2 separate regions of the Homo sapiens genome follow, and region 2 is linked to region 1. A link is an interaction called in ENCODE POLR2A ChIA-PET data of the cell type or tissue named here. Cell type or tissue: MCF 10A. All regions are shown on one strand. Each heading gives the region's core, and the rest is flanking DNA. Links, peaks and the distances in the headings are about the cores only.

Region 1 (8,512 bases), core at 1,843-5,842:
CATGTTGGCCAGGCTGGTCTCGATCTCTTGACCTCATGATCCGCCCACCTCAGCCTCCCAAAGTGCTGGGATTACAGGCATGTGCCACCGTAATATTTTTTAAAATAACTCCATGAACCATCTAAAGTTATTTCTAACATTATATGCTATAGAAATCACAACTTACAAAATATGCAAACACTTTAGATGAAGCTTGGCAGTGGTTTAAAACTACAGACATTGGAAACAGACTGCCAGGGTTCTAATGCCAGCTCTGTTCCTTAAAAGCTGTGAAACATTGAGCAAGTCACTTTATCTTTCTGTGCCTCAGTAGCCTCATCTGCAAAATGGGAGTAATATTACTAGTATTTGCCACAGGATTATTGTGAAAACTAAATTAATTAATATATGTAAACGAGTTCTATCAGCGGTTGATGCTTAATAAGTGTGCCATTATTATTAAAACACAGTAAATAAGATAGCCTTTGTTCTAGAGAAGTTCAGACTGTTGATTCTGTAGAGCTGGGGAAAGTGAGCTTTTTTGGATAACCCCATGAACTGATCCACTCCTGTTTCACTGAGTTCATATCCGAGATGCCTAGTGCTAGGAGTTACCATTAATATCAAATTTGATGGACAAATTTCTGTCTTCACACATGGCTCTATTACACCTAAATTTAATTCAATAATAAGATATTTATAATAAGATTAAACATTTAATTTTCCCTTTCTATTTGTTATTGACTGATAAATTGGCAGATGTAAAGAAAATGGGAGAGGGGAAGAGGAAAGAATAAGGACGGAAAAAGGAAAGAATAAGGATGGAAAGAAAGGACAAAGGTGGAAGCCAAAGGCCAAGCCTAAGAACTTCAGGAAAGTTGAACCCGTAAGCTTCGAAAAGTTGTCGCAGGGTTAAAATGACATGTGAAAGTGACTACTACCGGGTGGTAGGATGAATTTTATTTTCTTCTCTCTGCTTTTCTGTATTTACTGAATTTGCTACAATGAGCACAGTTTGTTTTGATAATGAGAAAAAAATGGAAAGTGTTTTTTAAATTAATAAAATGTGTCATTGGGAAAATTCCAAATATAATGTTCAGGAAGAAAGGAATTCAAATGAATAATAATTGAATATATAGCAGAAGAGAAAAACTGTGAAAGGGTAAAATTTGATGTTTATTCACTGGTAAAAGACTACCAAGAATCTCAGATGCATAACTTAGTAAAAGCATTTGCATCAAAACAACTTTCTCAGAGTTTTCTGCATTATCAATGTTATCGTTGCTTGAAAAGTAAAAGATTCAGCCCATGGAGATAGTTAAAGAAGTGGGAGGCTAGGGGTAAAAACCATAAATCTTCAAAGGCCCACCTTTTATTCTGATGGCACACATGTGGGCTTTGACCAGCAGTGTTGAGTGACTTTGGGAGATTTTACTTGTAGAGTGAATCGTGAGCCTGGGCCAGTGAGTGTCTGCCCATGGAATCTTAGGTGCCAGAGTATTGGACCTGACCTTGAGGAATGGGCTCTCTCCTACCTTCAAACTAAGTTGTCAGGTCCCAAAAGACGGTATGGTAATACTTTTCTTGAACCTCCAAACCTCTATTGCCATAGAAGCTATGTCATGATTGTTTAATAGGATTCTGAGCTCCTTTGGGTTTTCAAGGATATTTTCCATCATTTTTCTCATTTAAATCTGGTGTAGACTTACTAATTTTTGTTTTCTTGATCTCTCATTGCCAAAGGGAAGAGTATTGACATCTCTCTATCAGCTTTGAGGAGGTGTGTTAAAATCTCCCACTGTGGTTTAGAGTTTGCCAGTCTCCCCCAGTGGAACCAATTGTTTTATTTATAAATATCTTTCATGTCTCTGTTGCGAAGTACAGATAAGTACATGTTTGTTAGAGTTTCTTGGATTATTACTGTTATGACATATCATGTCTCTCTTTATTCCTTGTCTTATGCTGCCATTTTACTTGATATGTACAAGCCCAGGGCAGTGCAGGTGAGGAAAGAAAGGAAACGAGATGAGGAAAAATGCAAAGCCATATAAGGCAACGAGGTATCATTCTGGCCATTGCTTCTCAACTAACTCAAAAAGCACAGTATTTCGCTGAGCACAGGTCTGTTCTCTAGCATGAGGGACCTTCTCCACAAAGGATGCAAGAAAAGAAAGAATGGAGAGTTATCTGCCTGGCTCCCCTTATCTGTCTCACTTACCTTTGATTGAGTTTCATCCCATTCGAACCTAGTTCCTCTGCATTTCAGTGTTGTGCCATCTGGCCCTTTGGAGGCTCCCCAGAAGCTGACTCCATTGCCCTGAAATGTGGTCGTTCATCCAAACCCAGAGTGGAGTGGGGTGAAGTGGGGTGGAGTGGAGTGGAGTGAAGTGGAGCTGAGGCATGTAAGGGAGGCGCCAGTCAGAAGAATGGCAGGAGGCAGATGAGAGAATCTGGGAAGGTAGGAAAGGTTTGTGTCTGGCACATCCTTAATCACGTATGTTCTCACTTAATAATATTAATGATACCCAGGAGTCAATGAAAATTGTCACCCCCACAGAAAGACTGACAAACTCAAAATCAATTTAACAAATATGTGTTGAATGCACTCACCATGTCCAAGTGACCATGTAGGTACTATGAGGAGAAAGTGATGTGCAAGACAGGATTCTGGGCTTCATGAAAAACAGGGAGTCTCCAGAGGAAAGATTTTGGATTAGACACCTGGACTTGAATTTCTGCTGTGCCCCTTATGCTCTGTGAATTTGAACAAAATATTTAACTTTCTAAGCCTCAGTTTCCTGGGGATAATAAGAGTGCTTGCCTTATAGTATTGTTATAAGATTGAAATGAAATCACAATTTTAGAGTAGCTGGTACATTTGATTAATGCTAACTGTTGTTTCTGTCTCAAAAAGAGCCATTATAGGCAAAGGATGAGCAAAGAGCCATGGGGAACCAAGAAGGGAAAGGCTAGTTCCAACCTAGCCTTTGGAACTAGCCTCTGGAAGGTCAGAGAAGGTTCCAGGTCTGTGGCAAAACAGAAAGATAATTCCTTTCCCTTTCCTGGTGCATGGTCAAGCCCTGCGCAAATTTATTTGGCGGATTTGGGCTTTGGCACCTTCCTTCTTTGTGTATCCCTCTCCTGCCTTCATCCTTTGTTTCCTCACCTGGCTGTAAGCCTGCCTGCATTTCCTGACTTGGAGGAGCAGGCAGGGGTGCCACGTTTTCCCAACCCAACTCCCTTGCCTTTGGAGGTGCTATGATTCTTTAGAAAGCAAACTGATTATCCAAACCCAAATCAAGTTCAAGTGACTGCTGGACCTTTACCTTCCTAATATTTTGTACCTCTGCCTAGTTGAAGCTTATTTCACAAAGACAAATGTCTAATCAGAATCATCCTTCATGAGAATAAACTCGTTAAAATGGCTCCCACAAACTTTCCTGGCTTTTAGGATCTTTACTTTTAGATCCATAGGCTCTCTGGAAGCTGTGAGAGTCCATTAACAGCTTTCCTGGAGGAGCTCTGGCCAGCTAAGAGTCAAGGTTACCTTATAGGTATTAGATGTTTACAACTCAGGGACTGTTTGTCAGAAATCACAGTCACTAGAGTTTCCATACTGTCCCCTCTATATTTTTCCATCATAAAATGTCCTCTCTAACCCCATTCCTTTCTCAGCATTTTCCTGTTTTCTTTACCACATGTTCTACATATTAAATATAGCATCCACGTATCAAGTTTTTGGTTAAGGAGAGGCCTAGAGTATAGCAAAGGTTTTAATTTCCTGTTTGGAAGATCATATTATTCATGCAAAGAACATGTGAAAACAAATTCCTTGTTTAATCAGATAAAAGGGGTGAGGCATATAAAGAATTGTGATGCAATTTTCCTTCAGTTAGTCATTTCTCCTACTTTCCTGGCTCATCTGAATATTTCTCTACATGGGTCCAATACGAAATAGCTCTTTCTTTAATGTTCTTTTCACCGGATAGTTTAAGAAGTCGGTTAGTAAGGAGTGACAAGGTAAGCTGCACACATCTTAGAGAGCACTTTGAGTTTAACAGGGCCTTCCAGTAATGCTACATCCAGTTCCTAAATACCCTGCTTCCCTGTCTTTTGATGGTGGTGGCAGATTTAGGAATGAGCAGAGGCAGTGAGCTATTGTTGAAAAACACTGATCGGCATTGGGGCAACTGGCTGAACCACTTACTAGCTGTGTGCCATGACCAAGTTACTGCATCTTATGCAGCCTCCATGTTCTTACATTTAAAAAGTCAGTGACAAACCCTACCTTGTGAAATAAACAATCAATTAGATCATTTGACTCATGAAACATTTGAATACCTGTGTGACAGACACTGTGTTAAGCACTGGGGATATAGATTTAAACAAGATAAAGTCTTGCCCTCAAGTAGCGCAGAATCTCGTAGGTGATTCAAATCTCATAGGTGAGTCAAATATGTAAATGTACAAAGTAAGTCTAATTATAAAAGTATATTCAACAGTCATCCTCAAGATGTGAGATTATATCAGCACACATAGGGAGCTTTTTAAATTATACACAAAACCACCCACAGGATCAGGGCACAAGACTCTCAATAATTCTCGCTTTTTAAAAACTGCCACTACACGTATTTAGCAATGGAAGGCATGTGGTTTTAGTCAACTGTCTCCCATTTTCAGAGATGGAAACTCCCACATAACCTTTTCCTACCCCAACCCCCTAGAACCTCTACTCCATATAACATCGTTGGACAATGTAAGTTACAACCTAAACTTCAACTTCTACTTGCTTGCTAATGACTCTGAAATCTGTATCTTCAGTCTTGATTGTTCTGCTGAGCTCCAAAACAACTGTCTACTGATGAACAGTTATCTTCTGGATGATCCACAGGTCCCTCGTTTGTGATAAAAGCAGCATTGAGCTCAGGGTCCTCCTCCCTTCTGCTAATAAAGCCATTCCTCCTGCCATTTCCCATTGTAGTGGCAGAATACAGGATTTGCCCAAGCTCTCTTGGAATAATCTTAGATTCCTTTCATCCTCTGTGCCATTTCAATCACCCACCAAATCCTAGAAGTGCTATTCCTGAAATTATCTATATAACATATATAATTTCCTCTATATATATAGATACACAAGTATAAATACACATATATATGTTATATATATGTATATGTATACATATCCCCAACTCTCTATTCTGAACTATTACAATGACCTTCTTGTCTACTTTGAAATATGCTTTCTAAACTTGTATGTGTCATTCCTACAGGTAAATATCATGATGTCATTCCCACTAAACTTCTTCCAATTGTTTCTCTTCCCTTTTCTTAACCCTAGCATCTAGAACTGGGTCTTACTTATCTTGTTGCTTGATCAGTTCTGAGGTAGAGTGAAACATTGCTACGTCCTAGGAAAGGAGGACATGTAGAATAAAGAATAAAGAATTCTTTTACACAAAGAATTGTAGAAGAAACCATCCCACAGTGCAGGAATTTACTGTCTGTTTTGGAAGGCACCGGAAGGGTCAAACAGCATAAAAGATATTTAGTGACCACTTATTGAATATCTATGATGTGTCACGCACCAAGCCAGTTGCTTAGGTTGCAATGATTAAAATACATGGTTCCTGCACATGAATTGAGGAAATTATAACATAGTGAGTTTTGAGTTATTATACATGTATAAAGTATTGCTAGAGCATGGAACTATGACAGCTTGAGTTACAACTTGAAGGTTGAGTAGGAGCTTGATAGGCTATGGTGGGCTGCATGAGGAGATAAAGGATCCAGGAGTTACAGCAAGAGGAAGCATGATGTTTGGGAAATGGCAAATACTTCATTGCCACAGGAGTGTAGAGTGCTTAGCGGAGGATGATGAAAGGAGCATAAGTGAAGGGGCAGGCTGAAGCACTCATCATTCACTTACTCACATGTTCATTAACAAATATTTATCAGTATTTATCAATAATGAATGCTGAAGCATTCATTTTTCACTTACTCACGTGTTCATTAACAAATATTTATCAAATATCCTGTCCAGAGTCTCCTATTAGTTCTGTCAGCCCCATGGAGCTATGCCTGGGTCATGGCTTAAGTTGAGACCTTGAAAGTTGCCTATGAGCAGTTAAAGATTCTCACTGAAGTCACCACTTGTCTATTGCTTCCCCCTCCCCTGACCTCCACTTCCAGTTCTCCTCACATGCCTTTAAACTCTTAAATATTCCTCTGCAGTATTCTAGCCACAGATGAGAAATATCATCCTTTAAGTGAATTTGAAGGAAGGGAAAAAATACATTTAAAGAGAAAAAAAAAGGCCTTGACAGTTGCACAGAAGCCTCCTTGCTACTATAAATATTTAGGACGGGAAGGCATATGGTTTAAGCCAACTCCCTGCCACACTCAATGTGTAGTTTTCATGTTTTAAACTATCAATGCTCAATCATTACTGTTGTGCTGGCAGTCCTTTCTTTTGTGTATGTGAGTTTCTCCCTATTAAATAAACCCTCTCTTTTGGAAGAATTCTCATGGCAATGACTATAATTACAACCCAAAGCTGAGCTGTAAAATGCAGTGATATGACAGCTTTTGTGATAGAAAGGGTGGAGAAACAATGAAAGCTTATAATTTTCTTTGAGATGTCTCAAAGTCTGACAGCAGCCCCACCCTTATGATGTAAATCTGCAGTGACCTAAAGTTTCAGGAAAGATGAAGCTAGAGAGACATGCCAAGTCACCGCCACATTGACCACCAGCAAACAAGCAAGAAAAGATTCAGCATAATGCTGAATTCTCTATGACTTCTTCAAATAGTCTGGAATGGTATTTCCTGACATTTCCGAATATGAGGGTTCTTTTTAATGTCAAAACTTTTTGTTCCTTACTTGAGATGAGCTGTTCTTTTTATATCCATCATTTGAGGAAATATATGGTGATAATATGCAATTAATTTATTACTTTGAAATAAGCTATTTACCTTCATTAATCACAATAGCATTTATAAATACCTGAAAAACAAAACGTATGTGCTTTAAAATATTATTTATTCAGTCTACCAACAAAGCTTGGCCCCTTTTGTATTTGATGACAATTGCAGTGGCTCAGAAATCTGTAATTTCCTATTCCTTCTCACCCGCCCCACCTAAGAGTCTCAGGCCTGGGACAGTGTGTTCCTTGTATTCATTTATTTATTCACTTGTAAGGTATTAGGGGCCTACTGTATTCTCAGCATCATGCTGGAGGTCATAGATACAAAATTAAGTGACACCTGGCACCTGCCCTCATAGGACTTAAGTCCATTGGGAAAGACAGATATATAAATCTGTAACAGCACAATGAGCACAAAAAGCTTAGGAGGAGGTGGTTAGTTCTACTGGGCGAGAGTAGTTAAAAAGCATTTATCTGGGAGGTATATTGGTCAGCTATTGCCACAATAATGCTGTGCAACAAATCACTCAAAGACATAGTAACTCAGAACAGTAATCCTCAGGCTCATGTCTGCAAATCAACAACCAATCTGCTGGGCTGTGCTTGATTTGGGCGCCAGGCTCTGGGCTCCAACTGTGAGCTGCAGATTGGGATCAGGTCCGTTCAACATGGCTCTCATCCCCCCTGGACCAGAGTATGTGCTCACTGTGGGTCACTACAAAGCAAGAGAACCTAACTCTGCAAAAACAGTTCAGGTCTCTGCTCTTGCTACAGCCATAAAAATTCCATTGGTCAAGGCAGGTAACGTGGCCAAGCCCAAAGTCAAGGGACAGGGACATATACTCCACCTACCATTCAGCTATGTGTGGGTATGAATGCTACTGGAGGGAAGTGAGGAATTAAGACAAAAAACTCAATTTACCACAAGAGAGAACCCTTGATATACATCCTGAAAGATGATTGCAAGTTTATCAGGTGGATCTAAACATCTGAAATAAGGATCAGGAGAAATAATATTAATACACAGCATTTGGCCTAACAGAAATGTTTTGAGGGAAAGTAGTTGGGACTGTTATACAAGGTGCATGCTCAGTGTCTGTCATGGAATGCACCAGGGCCATTAGTATATAGAGAAGAGCACAGCCTATGCGTGCCACAGCTAAATAGATCTAGAGAAAATTTAATGAAAGACCTCATCTTGCTGACGGTAGGCCCATATTGATCATGCAGGAGCCATTTGAGCCCAGTGTCTCTAGTGTGATGACAATGACATTAAAGAAAAAATGGAACTCACATTCGATGCTGTCTTCAGCACTAATTCATTCCTCGTGCTACTGTCTTCAAAGTATTGAGGTTGCAGTTTATATAAATTTTCTGTTGTCCCTGTAAACAAATCAGCAAAAACTTAATGGTTTAAACACAATACAAATGTATTACTTTGCAGTTCTGGAGGTGAGAATACTGAAATAAGTCTCATGGGCTAAAAATGAAGCTGTTTGCATGTCTGCTTTTTTTTCCGGAAACTCTAGGAGAGAATCTGTTTCCTTGCCCTTTCCAGAGTCTAGAGTACAACTGCATTCCTTAGCTTGTGGTTCCTTCCTCTGTCTTCA
Region 2 (4,000 bases), core at 1-4,000, 56 kb before region 1:
ATTAACAAGTTAGAAACTAAGTGTATTGATCACTTTAATTTTTATTATACCCTATTTATGTATGTTTTTGTTCTCTCAAAATTTCTCACACAAGAAGTGAGAATAAAATCTAGGGAAAATGTCTACGTGTAAAAGCTTTTTTTTTTTTGAGACGGAGTCTCGCTCTGTCGCCCAGGCTGGAGTGCAGTGGCCGGATCTCGGCTCACTGCAAGCCCCACCTCCTGGGTTTAAGCCATTCTCCTGCCTCAGCCTCCCAAGTAGCTGGGACTACAGGTGCCCACGACCACGCCCGGCTAATTTTTTGTATTTTTAGTAGAGACACGGTTTCACCATGTTAGCCAAGATGGTCTCTATCTCCTGACCTCATGATCCGCCTGCCTCGGCCTCCCAAAGTGCTGGGATTACAGGTGTGAGCCACCATGCCCAGTCGTAAAAGCTTTTTTAAGAATACTTTGAAACAGAATCATTCCTGCTAGAGATTTTTCCTGAGCAGATGGTCCTTATGCTTTTGGCAGAAGACATAGGGTTAAACGAGAGACATAACATTTATCTACTACTCCCTGACGGGAAAGAAGGGTGTCTGCAAGAATCAGGCAGGCTCTCACTGTCTGCCTGCCTTCCTTCCTGCCTTCCTTCTTGCAGCAGACACTGCACAGTGCCCACCCCACACTCATTCCCAACCTCTTTTTCCAACTATTCTTTGCCTACCTGCTTCCCGCTACAGAGTCAAAATTTAAAATAAAATAAAAAAGCCAGACACTGTCACTGTCAGCCTTGCTGGTGGCCAGGGCTGGCCTGTGACTCTATCTATCCCTTTCTTCTCTGCTAAGGGTACCACCACAGGACCAAGTCACGGGGAAGTCATACAAGCGCCCAGCACTGCCCCTACCTTCAGGCTTCCTGATGTGTGAGATAACTAAATACCTGTTTCATTAAAGGCATTTTAGGTTGAGATTTTTGTTATTTGCAGTCCAGAGTATTCCAGATACATTCCTCTGTCTCTCTAGGGCTGAACCCTCCACTAAGGGGAAACTACCAGTGAATTGAAACCACAGAAGTTACCTGATGCTTCTCTTGGACCAGATTTACCTTGTACCTGTATCTGAAAATTGAAATAAACATTTTAGAATATATAAACTTTTTAAAAACTAAATAAAGTACACAAGTAAATATCTTCTGCTGTATTTACCTTACCAAAACCACCTTTATACAAAATTTCCTTTTAAACAGTAAGTTACCAAAGAGGGATGGTGACTGGGTTGAAGAACAGAGATCTGATTCGCTTTGCTCCTGTCCCCATGCAATTTCAGTGAATCACTATAGTTACCAGCGGTGTGGGGCATAAATAACACTGCCCCCTTCCTCCTCCTGCCATTTTGCAATGAAGTTATCAAAAATCAAGGTATGAGAATAAGTGTAATATGTTATAAGATGGATCTATTGTAAAATGCTTGTTTTCCCTTAACTTTTATTAGCATCCATTTATAACAGTACTGAAATATGTATAGTTCCAGAAAGCACATTAGAGCCTCTTTATAATACTGACCTTTACAGTCAAGACTAATGATTTCCTCATAATCACTTGATATGCTTTGAGAACAGGAAAAAATAGTATATAATAGCTGAATAATTATGAGCAGACTTATAGTTGGAGTGCTGCTATGAGAAAACAAATGCTCATTGCTGTTCAGAGAGCTTCCTACTGTTTTCCCAGACGGATGTGCTTTGACTTTAAGTATGTATATAAGGATTCAGCTGTTAAGTTACATCCTGAAAGTAGGAAATCCAGCACCAAAGAATGGGTGTCACTAATCTTTGAAAGATTATGTTTGAATCAGCTCATTAATATTTAGTGACCCCTTTCCTTAAATGATATTGCAGCTCAGTGCTCTTTTTCTTTTCATTTATTTGTTTTTGAAACAGGGTCTCACTCTGTCACTCAGGCTTGAGTGCAGGGGTCATGGATGTCTCTCTGTTCCCCTTCACAGAACAGATGCAACTTATGGCTCATCAGGTGGCTTTTGGTGCAGACAACACTGTCTCCCCATGTCTGACCTTGAAGCAGGAAGGTCCATGATAAGGAACACTGGATCTGGAGCTAGACTGCATCACTTCAAATCACAGCTCTGCTACTCTGCTTAGTAGCTGCTTGGCAAGTTATTTACCCTCTCCATGTCCCAGTATCCTCATCTGTAAAATAAACCAGTTTATGTGAAATATAGCTATGGTTGTAAGGATTAAAAGAGTTAATCACAGGAAGTGCTTAAAGCAGACTGAGGCACATTGCTCATAAAATGCTGACTATCATTATTATAATTATCAATTACCCAGGTTTCCTCTCCTAAATTCTAGGTCTCATAAAAACTTCTGCCATGACTCAACTCAAGTACTTTGCAGTTCCTATACTGCAGTTCCCTTTTCCAGTCCTCCCTAAATCAATAAATAATTCTGCTACCCCCTCCCCATCAATACAACCAAAAATCTACATCCTGCAGGTATTGTCCACTTTACCCCCAAGCTATCTCACCATTTACTGCTACCACCACAGTCAACGTCACCAGCAGCACTTCACTAGAACCTCTCAATAAAAGCCCCCTCTCCCAGTCTCCCTGCTTCTTCTCTTCCTATCATCTAATTTCTAATCAGCAGGCAGAGTGAACTCTCTAACATAAATCAGGTATCTCATAGGCTTATGATCTGCCACACTTCAACTGATGAAAACCCATCCACTCTCCTTGCCAGGCCCTCCAGGCCCTGCCAATATCCTCACCTGGATTTCCTACTGCCCATGCCAAGGGCTCCAGCTGCACTAGCCTTCTTTCTGCCCATAAACTCACCAAGTTCATCCCCAAGGCTTTGCAGGAAGCTCTGCCATATTTACATGGCTGCCCCACTCCATCGATGCAAATGTCACTTCCTTAGAGAGGCCTTAAATAGAAATCTCCATTTGCATCACTCTCTACAGTACTTCCTTGTTTTGGGGGGTGTTGTTGTTGTTGTTGTTGTTGTTGTTGTTGTTGACGACACGGAGTTTCACTCTTGTTGCCCAGGCTGGAGTGTAATGGCGTGATCTTGGCTCACTGCAACCTCCATCTCCCGGGTTCAAGCAATTCTTCTGCCTCAGCCTGCCAAGTAGCTGGGATTACAGGCATGCGCCACCACACCTGGCTAATTTTGTATTTTTAGTAGAGATGGGGTTTCTCCATGTTGGTCAGGCTGGTTTTGAACTCCCAACCTCAGGTGATTTGCCCGCCTCAGCCTCCCAAAGTGCTGGGATTACAGGCGTAAGCCACTGCGCCTGGCTTCTCTGTTTTGTTTTCTTTATAGCTTTTGTAACTACCTGAAATTCATATTTTCTTATCTGTTTTCCATCCTTACCTAGAATGGAAGCTCCATACAGACAGAGATTTATTTGCCTTTCTAGATAGAACGATGCCTGAAGCACAGCCAGCACTCAACAATAAGCATGTGGAGTGAATGAGGGAAGGAGGAGGGAGGGTCTGTCAGGATCCGGCAGAGACCCATCCCTAGTCCCCATTCCTGAACCAAGATGTCTCTGAAGCCTGACACCAACATCCCATCAGAGAAGCCAGCTATTCAGGAGGAGACTAGAGAGCTGTAGCCTTTGATCCTAACTTACTCCTTGCAAAGCCACCTCAATCTGATACTGACCCATAGATATTTCTAATGGTCAGTCCCCAAACTGTTTCTCAAAATACAATCTCTCAGGTACTAAAATCAACATAAAGGGAAGTTTCAAACAACACCCTCTGAATTGCTTGAGTTCATTTAATAAGGACACAAAAAAGATCCCAGCCAAATTCAACCATTTTGCCTCATTTTGAAAAGCTGGGAAAATGCAACTGACAAAAGAGAAAAACTTCAGTGTTCAAAGGTTGTTGGGGGTGAGGGAGTGAGTGTTTTAACCAAAGAAAATCTGCTGATCTTTTTTCCTTAATTGGTTCTGGGAATCAACAACTGACCACAGGAGGGTAAGTGT

What was found. ChIA-PET counts read pairs that join two places held together with the same protein. Peaks named below come from ENCODE experiments on the same cell type or tissue, not always from the same donor. Only the 100,000 strongest peaks of a DNase experiment are listed, where the experiment ranks them.
Region 2: POLR2A ChIA-PET joins it to region 1 with 5 read pairs; 10 of 35 experiments call an interaction of 5 or more read pairs at or near these places.

What each region holds. Positions count from the first base shown.
Region 1 is chr6:53,748,354-53,756,865 of GRCh38, reverse strand. LOC124901334 (a long non-coding RNA gene) reads right to left here. Exons shown (of 3, transcript XR_007059620.1): 2 at 8,197-8,285. The region is part of intron 2 of LOC124901333 (a long non-coding RNA gene); the gene reads left to right. Among named protein-coding and RNA genes, the nearest start is that of LRRC1, 42 kb to the left of the region's middle. In MCF 10A, for the core only: no CTCF peak of the experiment used is centred there; a DNase peak (open chromatin) is centred at 3,855.
Region 2 is chr6:53,806,768-53,810,767 of GRCh38, reverse strand. The region is part of intron 1 of LRRC1 (leucine rich repeat containing 1); the gene reads right to left. Among named protein-coding and RNA genes, the nearest start is that of LRRC1, 14 kb to the right of the region's middle. In MCF 10A, for the core only: no CTCF peak of the experiment used is centred there; no DNase peak of the experiment used is centred there.